Regions from separate parts of the Homo sapiens genome. Here region 2 is linked to region 1. A link is a contact called in ENCODE Hi-C or POLR2A ChIA-PET data. All regions are on one chromosome and are shown on one strand. Each heading gives the region's core, a stretch centred on a gene start or an enhancer-like site at or near the end of the contact. The rest is flanking DNA. Distances are from core to core; before and after follow the strand shown. Region 1 holds the start of ALAD (aminolevulinate dehydratase). Region 2 holds the start of CDK5RAP2 (CDK5 regulatory subunit associated protein 2).

The links. A loop is a pair of places that touch in the nucleus more often than their neighbours do. ChIA-PET counts read pairs that join two places held with the same protein, here RNA polymerase II (POLR2A). Pooled maps may share reads with other maps.
Region 2: a loop to region 1 is called in a pooled map, with 11 times the contacts of the local background. The contact joins the promoter of CDK5RAP2 here to the promoter of ALAD in region 1. A Hi-C loop is called at or near these places in 1 of 37 single-sample maps with no recorded cell type and 6 of 50 pooled maps. POLR2A ChIA-PET finds 5 or more read pairs at or near these places in 2 of 52 experiments (CD4-positive, alpha-beta T cell and activated T-cell).

The regions. Positions count from the first base shown.
Region 1 is chr9:113,398,278-113,403,395 of GRCh38, reverse strand. It overlaps ALAD (aminolevulinate dehydratase), which reads left to right and starts at 2,112. Exons shown (of 12, transcript NM_000031.6): 1 at 2,112-2,184. RefSeq lists silencers at 1,801-2,160, 2,311-2,360 and an enhancer at 2,376-2,956.
Region 2 is chr9:120,576,280-120,581,492 of GRCh38, reverse strand. It overlaps CDK5RAP2 (CDK5 regulatory subunit associated protein 2), which reads left to right and starts at 1,326. Exons shown (of 38, transcript NM_018249.6): 1 at 1,326-1,573. The coding sequence starts at 1,515. RefSeq lists enhancers at 1,109-1,238, 1,092-1,654.

The DNA of each region.
Region 1 (5,118 bases), core at 863-3,362:
CTACAGGTGTCCACCACCATGCCCAGCTACTTTTTGTAATTTTTGTAGAGACTGTTTCGCCATGTTGCCAAGGTTGGTCTTGAACTCCTGGGCTCAAGCGATCCACCAGCCTTGGCCTCCCAAAGTGCTAGGATTACAGGTGTGAGCCACCACACCCAGCCTAATCTCCCTTTCAATCCTCCCCATCTCCCCAGTGGAAATCACTATTCTGAGTCCTAACAACACAGCTTAATTTTGCTTGATTGTGTAGTTAATATAAATGAAATCATATTATATACTATTTTGTGTCTCACTTCTTTTACTCAACAATATGTTTAAGATTTATTCATATTATTGCATTCACAATACTGAAAGATTAAGGTAAAATGTTTCAAAAGGTGGAGGCTGGGGGGAGAGTGGGAACAGGTCTTTCAGTCAAGAAGAAGAAAAGACATGGGGGAAATAAGCTACACCAAACAGCAACATTTTAAAATTTCCCGTTCTATTTGGGTTCTTAGATGGTTCTAATTATTTTTAGTTACCAATAACCTCAGGGAAGGAATGAGTGTCAGGAAAGAAATGTCGGGCAGGGAATCTAGGAAAAAACAAATAATAATTGCCCCTATGGAGTGTGGTTATTAGCAGGCATTGCAGAGAGAGCCCAGTGTAACATGGGGCAAATTATTTAATCTAGCTGGCAATTGTTTTCCCAATCCGTAAAGTGAGAATAGTAACATCGTTGCTGTCAAGATTAGATAAATGAATGTAAAATGCATGGTACTGTCCCTGACTCTTTAATGCACAGCAAACATTATTTGCTTTCTATCCCCTTCCTTGTTGAATACAGATCAGAACTCCAGTAGCTGGAAACTAAGCAGTGTCATATTTCCCTAGCCTTACGCCGCTAGGCCCCTTAAATTTAAAATATAAAGTATACAACAGGTTTGGGGTACAGATTTTGAGAAATTTAAAAAAAAATTTTTTTTTGAGACAGAGTCTCCCTCTGTCACCCAGGCTGGAATGCAGTGGCATGATCTCAGCCCATTACAACCTCCGCCTCCCGGGTTCAAGCGATTCTCCTGCCTCAGCCTCCCGAGTAGCTGGGATTACAGGAGCCCGCCACCACGCCCGGCTAATTTTTTGTATTTTTAGTAGAGACAGGGTTTCACCATGTTGGTCAGGCTGGTCTTGAACTCCTGACCTCAAGAGATCCGCCCGCCTTGGCCTCCCAAAGTGCTGGGATTACAGGCGTGAGCCACCGAACCGGGCTGAGAAATAAAATCTGAGAATAAGTGTAATGTAACCCACTAGTGTCCTCTACATTTGAAAGTCAACTTTTCAATAATCCCTGAAGAACCACCTGAAAGGCATTGCTTCGCTAGGGCGATGATGCCCGATCGCCATTTTACTCATCCAATCCTACTGGTTTACCCAGGCCCCATAAGCCTCACCAGATCCCTCTTGCCTCTGCACATCTCCAATCTCCATAAAGACCTTTGATCGGATCTATCATTGTACCTATCATAGGTCTGATGCCCCTATCAAGACTTGGAGTTTTCCTAAACGCCCATGTCTTTCACATCACATCTCTCAACTCATAGCATTGCCGTACCCTGAGAAATAAATGAAGCTGGTACAAATTTTCTCTGAAAACTTGGAAGCCTGGCGCTGAACTCAACAACTTTAGCTTAGTCCGCAAAAATGGACTTAGCTAATACTGTGTTAGGCATAATGGTGCTGTTTTAACGGCTTTGACATCCAATTATTCTTTCACCAAGCCATTAACCAGAGCCAAGTTTGCCCTAGGCTGGGCAAAGGAATGCTGTGAAGTGAAACCTGGGCTGTAACCGCCTCCGAGGCCGGCTCACACCCAGGGACCCTCCCAAGCGGTTCCTGCGCCCCCTCGTGGCCTCCCTCCTGCAGTTCGCTGCACAAGCGCAGGGCCCGGAGCGGGGACGGGCGGGCCCTCCAGGCCCTCGACACACCCAATTGGCCAGGCCTCGTTGCGTGTGGGCGGGGCCGCGGCTGGAGCGGAGGAGCCCCCCAGAAGACCGCCTTCAGGGGGCGTGGCCTGGACTGTGGAGGGGGCGGACCGTGGGGAAGCTGCTTCCGGGTGAGCCCCCCCCGCTCTTACGCGGTCTGTGGGAGACCGGAGCGGGAGACAGCGGTGACAGGAGCAGCGGCCGGGAGCCCTTAGGGAGGCAGGTGAGCGGGGGCTGGATGCGGGGAGATAGCGGGCCTGGAGGGCGGCTCCAGGGCGAGGCGGGGACTGTGGCACCAAGAGTCCTGCGTCCCCAGATTGTGCTGTGCGCCTGAAGCCCTGGCGGTGCAGCCGTGCACGGAGTCCCGTGGAGCGTTTGTTTGGGCTGGATTATCCCGCTGCAGCCGAGGTTGGGGGCCCGGGTTCGGGGCTCCGCACCTCTTCTCTGGGGTTCACCCTCTCGGATACCGCCTGGGCAGACTCCATCGATGCAGAACCCGAGGTGCGGGTGGTGGTTGGTGGGGGGGTAGGGAGGTGAAAACAATAACAGCCGTTTTGTACTAAGCGTTGCGTGCATTGACCATTCATTTATTTTATTTATTTATTTATTTTTGAGACGGAGTTTCGCTCTTGTTGCCCAGGCTGGAGTGCAATGGCGCGATCTCAGCTCACTGCAACCTCCGCCTCCCGGGTTCAAGCGATTCTCCTGCCTCAGCCTGCCAACTAGCTGGGATTACAGGCGTGTGCCACCACGCCTGCTAATTTTTGTATTTTTAGTAGAGATGGGGTTTCTCCCTGTTGGTCAGGCTAGTCTCGAACTCCCGAGCTCAGGTGATTCGCCCACCTCGGCCTCCCAAAGTGCTGGGATTACAGGCGTGAGCCACCACGCCCGGCCTGACCCATTCATTTCTTACAACAACCCATTGAGGTCGGTTCTAGTCCCCATTTACTAAACGAAGAAACTGAGGTCACACAACTAGAAAGCTACAGAACTAGGATTTGTACCCACATCTATCAGACTCCAGAGCCCACATACTTAACCATCCTGCTACCAACAGCAGCCAGGCCCAGAGTCTGGCTCACCCAAAGCTCTCCACAAGCCCAACCTGCTGGGAAACAGATTTGATATCTATCCTTAAAGTATGGAGGTGTCATGGTGGGCACTGAGGACTGGGCTGCTGGAGACCTTCCCCCAGATCTGCCGCTGACCCACTGCGTGATCCTGGGCCTGTGTCTACCCCTCTCTGAGCCCAGTTTCACCCTTGTTTCAGTGATACAATCAGCAAACTTTAAGAAGACTCTTAGCCAAGATATTCTAGGATTCTGGGAATGGCAGCTTCTCCTACGTCTAAATGGCTAACCCCAGAGGCGATCAGGCTCTTCAAAGCCCCAGGGCAAGGCTGGGGTCTCATTCTTCTCTTTAATCCCTGTGTCTAGCACTTCAGCAGGCCCATAGTAGATATTCAAGAAATGTGGGTTGGCTGAATAAACACTTCATCTCTTTTCAGAACTGCATGACAGCTGCTCTCCTGGGCCTTTGTGGGGCTTTGGATTTCTCAGTTCTGGCCACCTTCTATCTAGCTGGCTCTCCTGACTGCCTCCTCCCTGGCCAGTGGCAGAGCCTGCCAGGGCTGGCAGCAGGTCCTAAGCCTCTGTGCGAAGACCCACAGCCTCTGGAATCCTCAGCATAGTACAACTTGCAGGGGTGGGGGGTGGCACATGAAGCTCATAGCCCCTCCTGGTAGCAGTGCTCAGGGCCCAACTTCAGTTACTCCCAGTTTGGGGATGTTGCCTTCCATGGGAGGAGATACTTTCATATTAAATCTGAAACACTTCTTATCCTTCACTGTCCCCTCTTCCATGAAACCACCCTTGACTCAGAGACACAGTCCCTCTGACAGCACCTGGTCCACCCCTCTACTCTGGCAGCCCGGTGGTGATTATTTTGTTTTTCCTCCACCACATAACCTGCTGGAAGGCAGGGACTCCACTTCAGAAATCTTGGAAAACCCTGTGGCCCACAAGGGTTTGAGCTCATATTCCCATCTGGTGAGGTGCAGAAGGCACAGAGCTGTGCCAGGACATCTCGTTCCAACCCAGCCCCACTCCTAATAGTAATAAAAGTAGCTACATGTTTACTGTGCAGCTACTTGGTGCCAGACACCTACCTTATCCCTATCAATAATCTCCACAGCCTTGCAAGTTAGAGATATCATGCCTATTTTGTAGATTATGAAATGAACACTGAAAGGTCAATTACTTTGCCCAAAATTACACAGCAGAGCATAGACCAAACCTGGGACTGTCTGACCCTGAAACATGGATCTTTCTGCACCGCCCTATACTCTGCGTCCCAGCAAAGCTAACCTGTCTGATGTGGTTGGGCAGAGGTGCTGGACCTCCTGGCGGCTCGCTCCTGTCTTCAGTGTGGTAATGTCACAGGCATTTAAATTGTGGTTTGCAAGCTCGCTTGATTTGGGAGAAGTGCCCTCCCAGTCTGTGAAATTCTCCCAAACTCTAAGGGCCTTTTTGCAAAGCAAAACCCACCCTGCATTTGGCTCTGCCAATATGTGATTCAGGGGGTGTTTTCCCACTCACAGAATGGAGTGGGAAACTCCACTTATTAAGTACCTCTTACAATGGAATGACTCTATGGTGTAGGTATCAGGGCACTGAAATAGAAGCCAGGAGCTGCAGGGTCAGTTTATAGCTCTGTATGTCACTCACTGTGATCTCCAAAAGTCCCGTTGCCTCTTTATACCCCATTTTCCACATTAAAGTGTAAGGGATTAAACAGGATTGGCAATTTTCAAGCTTTTAATATTTTCAGCACTGACAGCCGTTTCTCAAATCAAATCTGTCTCTGAATCTTAAAATTCAAAAACAGATCAAAGTGGACTGCTGTAGTGAGACTGTTCCCTTTACTCTAACCCTGCCCCGGTCTCAGGCTCCTAGGCAGTCCTGCCCCAGGGTTTCTGCTAAGCAGGAGCCAGTTGTTCCCTCAGCCTCCTAAAAGCGATGGGGAGTTGAGGCCAGTGGAATGCAGCTTTGGATTCAGAAGCCAGAAAACAACAGAGATTGTTTGTGGGAAGTGAGTCAGAGAGATTAGACCTCTCTTCAACATCTGACTAGACTCTAGAATGGCATTAAGCAAGTCA
Region 2 (5,213 bases), core at 77-2,576, 7.2 Mb before region 1:
TAATTACTTAACTGAAGAATGAGGGCCTGGTGCAGTGGCTCAGGCCTATAACCCCAGCACTTTGGGAGGCCAAGGTGGGAGGATTGCTTGAGGCCAGGAGTTCAAGACCAGCCTGGGCAACATAGTGAGACCCTGTCTCTATTTAAAAAAAAAAAAAAAAGAATGAGGAAACAGGGTGAAAGGGGAATTGTTCAAGATTACTGGGAAAGTCACTATCTATCCACTCACCAACCATTTCAAGTTATTTTCATCGGGCTCTCTCACAAGGGCCTGCAGAGGAAGGAGCAACACTGAGTTGAGGAGGGGAAGGTTAATTTCATTGCTTAAGCTCTGCCAAGATTATCTAAGTGTTTGGTGATTGCTATGTGCTTTAAGAAAGGCAGCCAAGGGGCCGGTGCTGTGGCTCACGCCTGTAATCCCAGCAGTTTGGAAGGCCGGGGTGGGCAGATCACGAGGTCAGGAGATTGAGACCATCCTGGCCAACATGGTGAAACCCCGTCTCTACTAAACATACAAAAATTACCCGGGTGTGGTGGCGCAAGGCCGAGGCAGAAGAATCGCTTAAACCCAGAAGGTGAAGGTTGCAGTGAGCTGAGATCGGGCCACTGCACTCCAGCCTGGCGACAGAGGCACCATTTCAAAAAAAAAAAAAAAGAAAGGCAGCCAGGGTTATGCAGAGAGCCCTCATCTAGTTGGCAGGAGCTGCAGACCCCCACTCCAGTTGAAAGACATTGTCAATACTTAATTACTTTGGGAGAGTCCTTTCCTCTTGCTGGCCCTCAGTTTTCTGACCACAGGTGCCTTTGAGTCCTAATGGTAATAAAAGACCAATAGGTGAGAGACTGGAGTGGGAGTGCTGTTGACCACTGGCTCATGGGAATGAGTTATTTGCTTCAAACTAAGTCTGCAAATTACTGTTTGCCTTGAGATTCCGCACGTAGTATTTTTCCAAAGCAAGGCAGCACTCAGTTATCTGAGTTTCAACTTAAGGTCAAATCCCAAAGTTTTGGGGTCATTATTCTAGAAAAGCAAACACGAGGTTAGGAACTTTGAGGATTCCTGAGTGGCTGTATTCATTTCCATCTCCCGCGTAAATTAACGGACTAGGGCCCGCTTTGGCCCTCAACAAAGATGGCACCCGCCCTCGCCTCTCCCTAAGTGCCCTCACAAAAAATGGCAGCCGGCCTTTTTTTGTCTCTTATTTTTGCTTGGCTTAAGCACGGATGCTTTGCCCTTAGTTAAGATGGCACCTATCCCCGCTTCCCTGCCCGTCCTCTGGCGCCAGCCGGTCGGCTTCACTGCGTGCGCCTCCGTGACCCCGCCTCGTTTCCGTAGGAAGAAGCGCCGGGAAAGATGGCGGCGTCTGTGGTTTGAATTCCAGCGGCGCCGCCAGAGTCTGAACAAGAGCTGGGGTGGAGGGGGCGGGGACCTGGGGAGCCCGGCGGGTCGCTATCGCGGGGGGTACTAGTGGCGCCGCCGCCACAGACACCAACGCTGTCGCCACCTCTGTAGCCATGATGGACTTGGTGTTGGAAGAGGACGTCACCGTCCCTGGGACGCTCAGCGGCTGCAGGTGCGGCCGGGGCATTGGTGGTCGTGGTAACCGGGCCGGGGTTCCAGCTGGTGGGATTTCGTTCTAACGCGGCCTTGGGGTTTGCTCTTGAGGGTGTCTGGCCAGGGGCAGTGTGTGGGGTGGGTTCCTTCGGAGAGGGTCTCTGGGGGGCCCACCACCTGACACTCTGGAGGGCTGGGAGCCGCGACCTGCACCACAATTGCCAGTAGCATTGCGCCATGTACTTTGTAGAGCGTGTGAAGAACAGGTAAGGAGTTTTCTGAAAGAGTAGGACGAGGGTGGGGCCACTTGGAGTATCCCGTTAGTGGGGATTGGTGGAGAACAGGGACCTTGAGGGCACCTGATGGTTCCTTCTGGTTTGAGAGTTTGTTTTCATTATGGAGAGAGTGTAGCCGGTATGCCCAGACTTTGCTTTTTGGGTCACATAGTGGCCACCCAGGAGGCAATGGAGTGCAATGATTAAGAACCTTGGCTAGAGTTGGACAAAACTGGATTCAAATCCAGCCCTGTAAACTGACTAGCTGTGTGACCTTGGTAAAGTGATTTCACCGGCTTTCCCATCTGTAAAATGGGCTAGTAATATCCACCCAACAGAGTTGGGGTGAGGATTAAAAGAGGTGATGCCTGTCGAGCCATTTGCTTGGCAGGTGTAGTGCCTGCCACATAATCAGTGCTTAAAAAATGATCTTGTGTTGCCATTAGTGTCATTATTACTACTGTCATCAAAGGTGATATGAATCAGGGAATAATGGCCAAGAGTGGCCTCCCATGGACCTGCCCCAAGAGACTGTGGGAGTCCCCATTGCTGGTGGAGCTGGGGTCTGGTAGGAAGGCCTAACAGAGCGCAACTCTGCTCCACGGCTGGCCCCTGTGGTTGTCCTAGACTCCTGGTTGGAGAGTGAGTAGAGGGAAGAGGAGGAGAGCCCTGACGGAGAACCTGCACTGTTTATCCAGCTCTACTATGGACAAGCTGCTGCTTTTAGTCAACAGATCCTAATTGAAAGGGTGACCATGTTATTTATTGTGCTAACTGGGACACTTAAGAGTGAAAAGAGCCAGGTGCGGTGGCTCACCTGTGTAATCCTAGCCCTTGGGGAGGCCGAGGTGGGCCGATTTCTTGAGCTCAGGAGTGTGAGATCAGCCTGGGCAACATGGTGAAATCCTATCTCTACAAAAACTACAAAGATTAGCCAGGCGTGGTGGCATGCACTTGTAGTCCCAGCCGCTCGGGAGGCTGAGGCAGGAGGATTGCATGAGCCCGGAAGGTTGATGCTGCAGTGAGCTGTGTTCATGCCACTGCACTGTAGCCTGGGTGACAAAGTGAGACTCTATCTTTAAAAAAAAAAAAAAGGAAAGTGAAAATAATTAATATTTATGCCCGGGCAGCAGACATAAAGAGGGCCTATCTTGGGTAAACCTGGACAAATGGTTTTTCTGTTTATTGAGAACCTTCATGTATGAGGCACAGACTAAGATGCTTTGCAGTTCCTGTCTAATTGGGTCCTGTGATATTTCATCATGCCCTTTTCTATCTATTTTACATCCACTGCCCCAATATATTGGGAGTATGGCTTCTCTCTTGTATTGTCCTTTGCACCTCTAATAGTTTTTTATACTACAATTTGAAAACTATTTTTTATTTATTTATTTTTTTGAGACGGAGTCTTGCTTTGTGACCAGGCTGGAGTGCAGTGGCGCGATCTCGGCTCACTTCAACCTCCGCCTCCCGGGTTCAAGCAATTCTCCTGCCTGAGCCTCCGGAGTAGCTGGGATTACAGGAGTGCACCACCGTGCGTGGCTAATTTTTGTATTTTAGTAGAGACGGGATTTCACCATGTTGGCCAGGATGGTCTCCATCTCCTGATCTCATGATCTGCTCTCCTTGGCCTCCCAAAGTTCTGGGATTACAGGCGTGAGCCACCGCGCCCGGCGTGAGAACTATTTTTTAAATATAAATCTGCTCTTCACAGTCTGCTGCTTTATACTTTTAATGCTGCTTATTGCTGTTATCATAACTTCCATTATTATTCTCTCAGATAGCCATTCTTATTTCAGTGCTTTTTGGCCAGACACTTGGGTTTTGGGGTCCCAGGCCTAGCTGGGTTTTAATCCCAGTTCTGCTACTTAACAACCCCTTGATCTGGGGCAAGTCACTCATCATCTGTGAGCCTCAGTGTTTATCATCTGTAAAAGGGGTTGGTATAAAGCCTAGGGTTGGCATAAGGATTAAAATGAATCTTAAAAAGTTTAGCTCAGTGTCTGACCCAGAGTAACTACTCAACAGATCAGCAAATATTCTCCTTTCCCTCATCTCCCTGCCTTTGCAGGACGTAGATACTGCATACATTCCATCTTAACCATTTTAAAGCATGGTTCAGTTGTATTAAATATATTTGTATTATTGCTCAACGGTCACCACTATCTATCTTCGTAACTCTCCATCTTGCAAAACAGAAACTGTGTCCCTGTTAAAACAGTAACTCCCTATTCCCCCCTTCTCCCAGCCTCTGACAATCACCATTCTACTTTCTGTCTCTATGATTTTTTTTTTTTTTTTTTGAGACAGGGTCTCGCTTTGTTGCCCAGGCTGGAGTGCAGTGGAGTGATCTTGGCTCACTGCAACCTCCGCCTCCAGAGTTCAAGCAATTCTCATGGTTCAGCCACTTAGTGGCCGGGACTACAGGCATGCCCCACTACGCCTGGCTAATTTTTGTATTTTTGGTAGAGACGGGGTTTCACCAGGTTGACCAGGCTGGTCTTGAACTCCTGGCCTCAAGTGTTGTGCCTGCCTCGGCCTCCCAGAGTGCTGGGATTATAGGTATGTGCCATTGCGCCCAGCCTGTCTCTATGATTTTGACTACTCTAAGTGTCGCGTATAAGTAGAATCATACACTATTTGTCCTTCTGTGACTGGTTTATTTAACTTAGCATTATGTCCTCAAGGTTCATGCGTGTTGTAGTATGTGTCAGAATTTCTTTCCTTTTTAAGGCTTTTGTTTTTAATTTTTTTTAGAGACAGTCTTGCTCTGTTACCCATGCTGGTCTTAAATTCCTGGGCTCAAGTGATCCTCCTGCTTCTGCCTTGCTAAGAGCTGGGATTACAGACACAAGCCACTGTGCCTGCCCTTCACTGATATTTTTATTGTCCTTTTGATTATAGCCATCCTTTGGGTGTGACATGGTAGGTATCTCATTGTGGTCTTTTTTTTTTTGTCGTTGAGACAGAGTCTCACTCCCTTGCCCAGGCTGGAGTGCAGTGGCGCAATTTCGGCTCACCGCAACCTCTGCCTCGTGGGTTCAAGCGGTTCTGGTGCCTCAGCCTCCCAAGTAGCTGGGACTACAGGCACGTGCCACCATGCTCGGCTAATTTTTATATTTTTAGTAGAGACGGGGTTTCACCATGTTGGCCAGGCTGGTGTCGAACTCTTGACCTCAGGTGATCTGCCCGCCTTGGCCTCCCAAAGTGCTGGGTTACAGGAGTGAGCCACCCCGCCTGGCCCTCATTGTGGTATTGATTACATGTTAATGGCTACTGATGTGTTGAGCATCTTTCCATGTGCCTTTTAGCCATTTGTTCACTTTCTTTGGAGAAATGTGTATTCAAATCCATCGTCCATTTAAAAAACGTGAATATATTTTG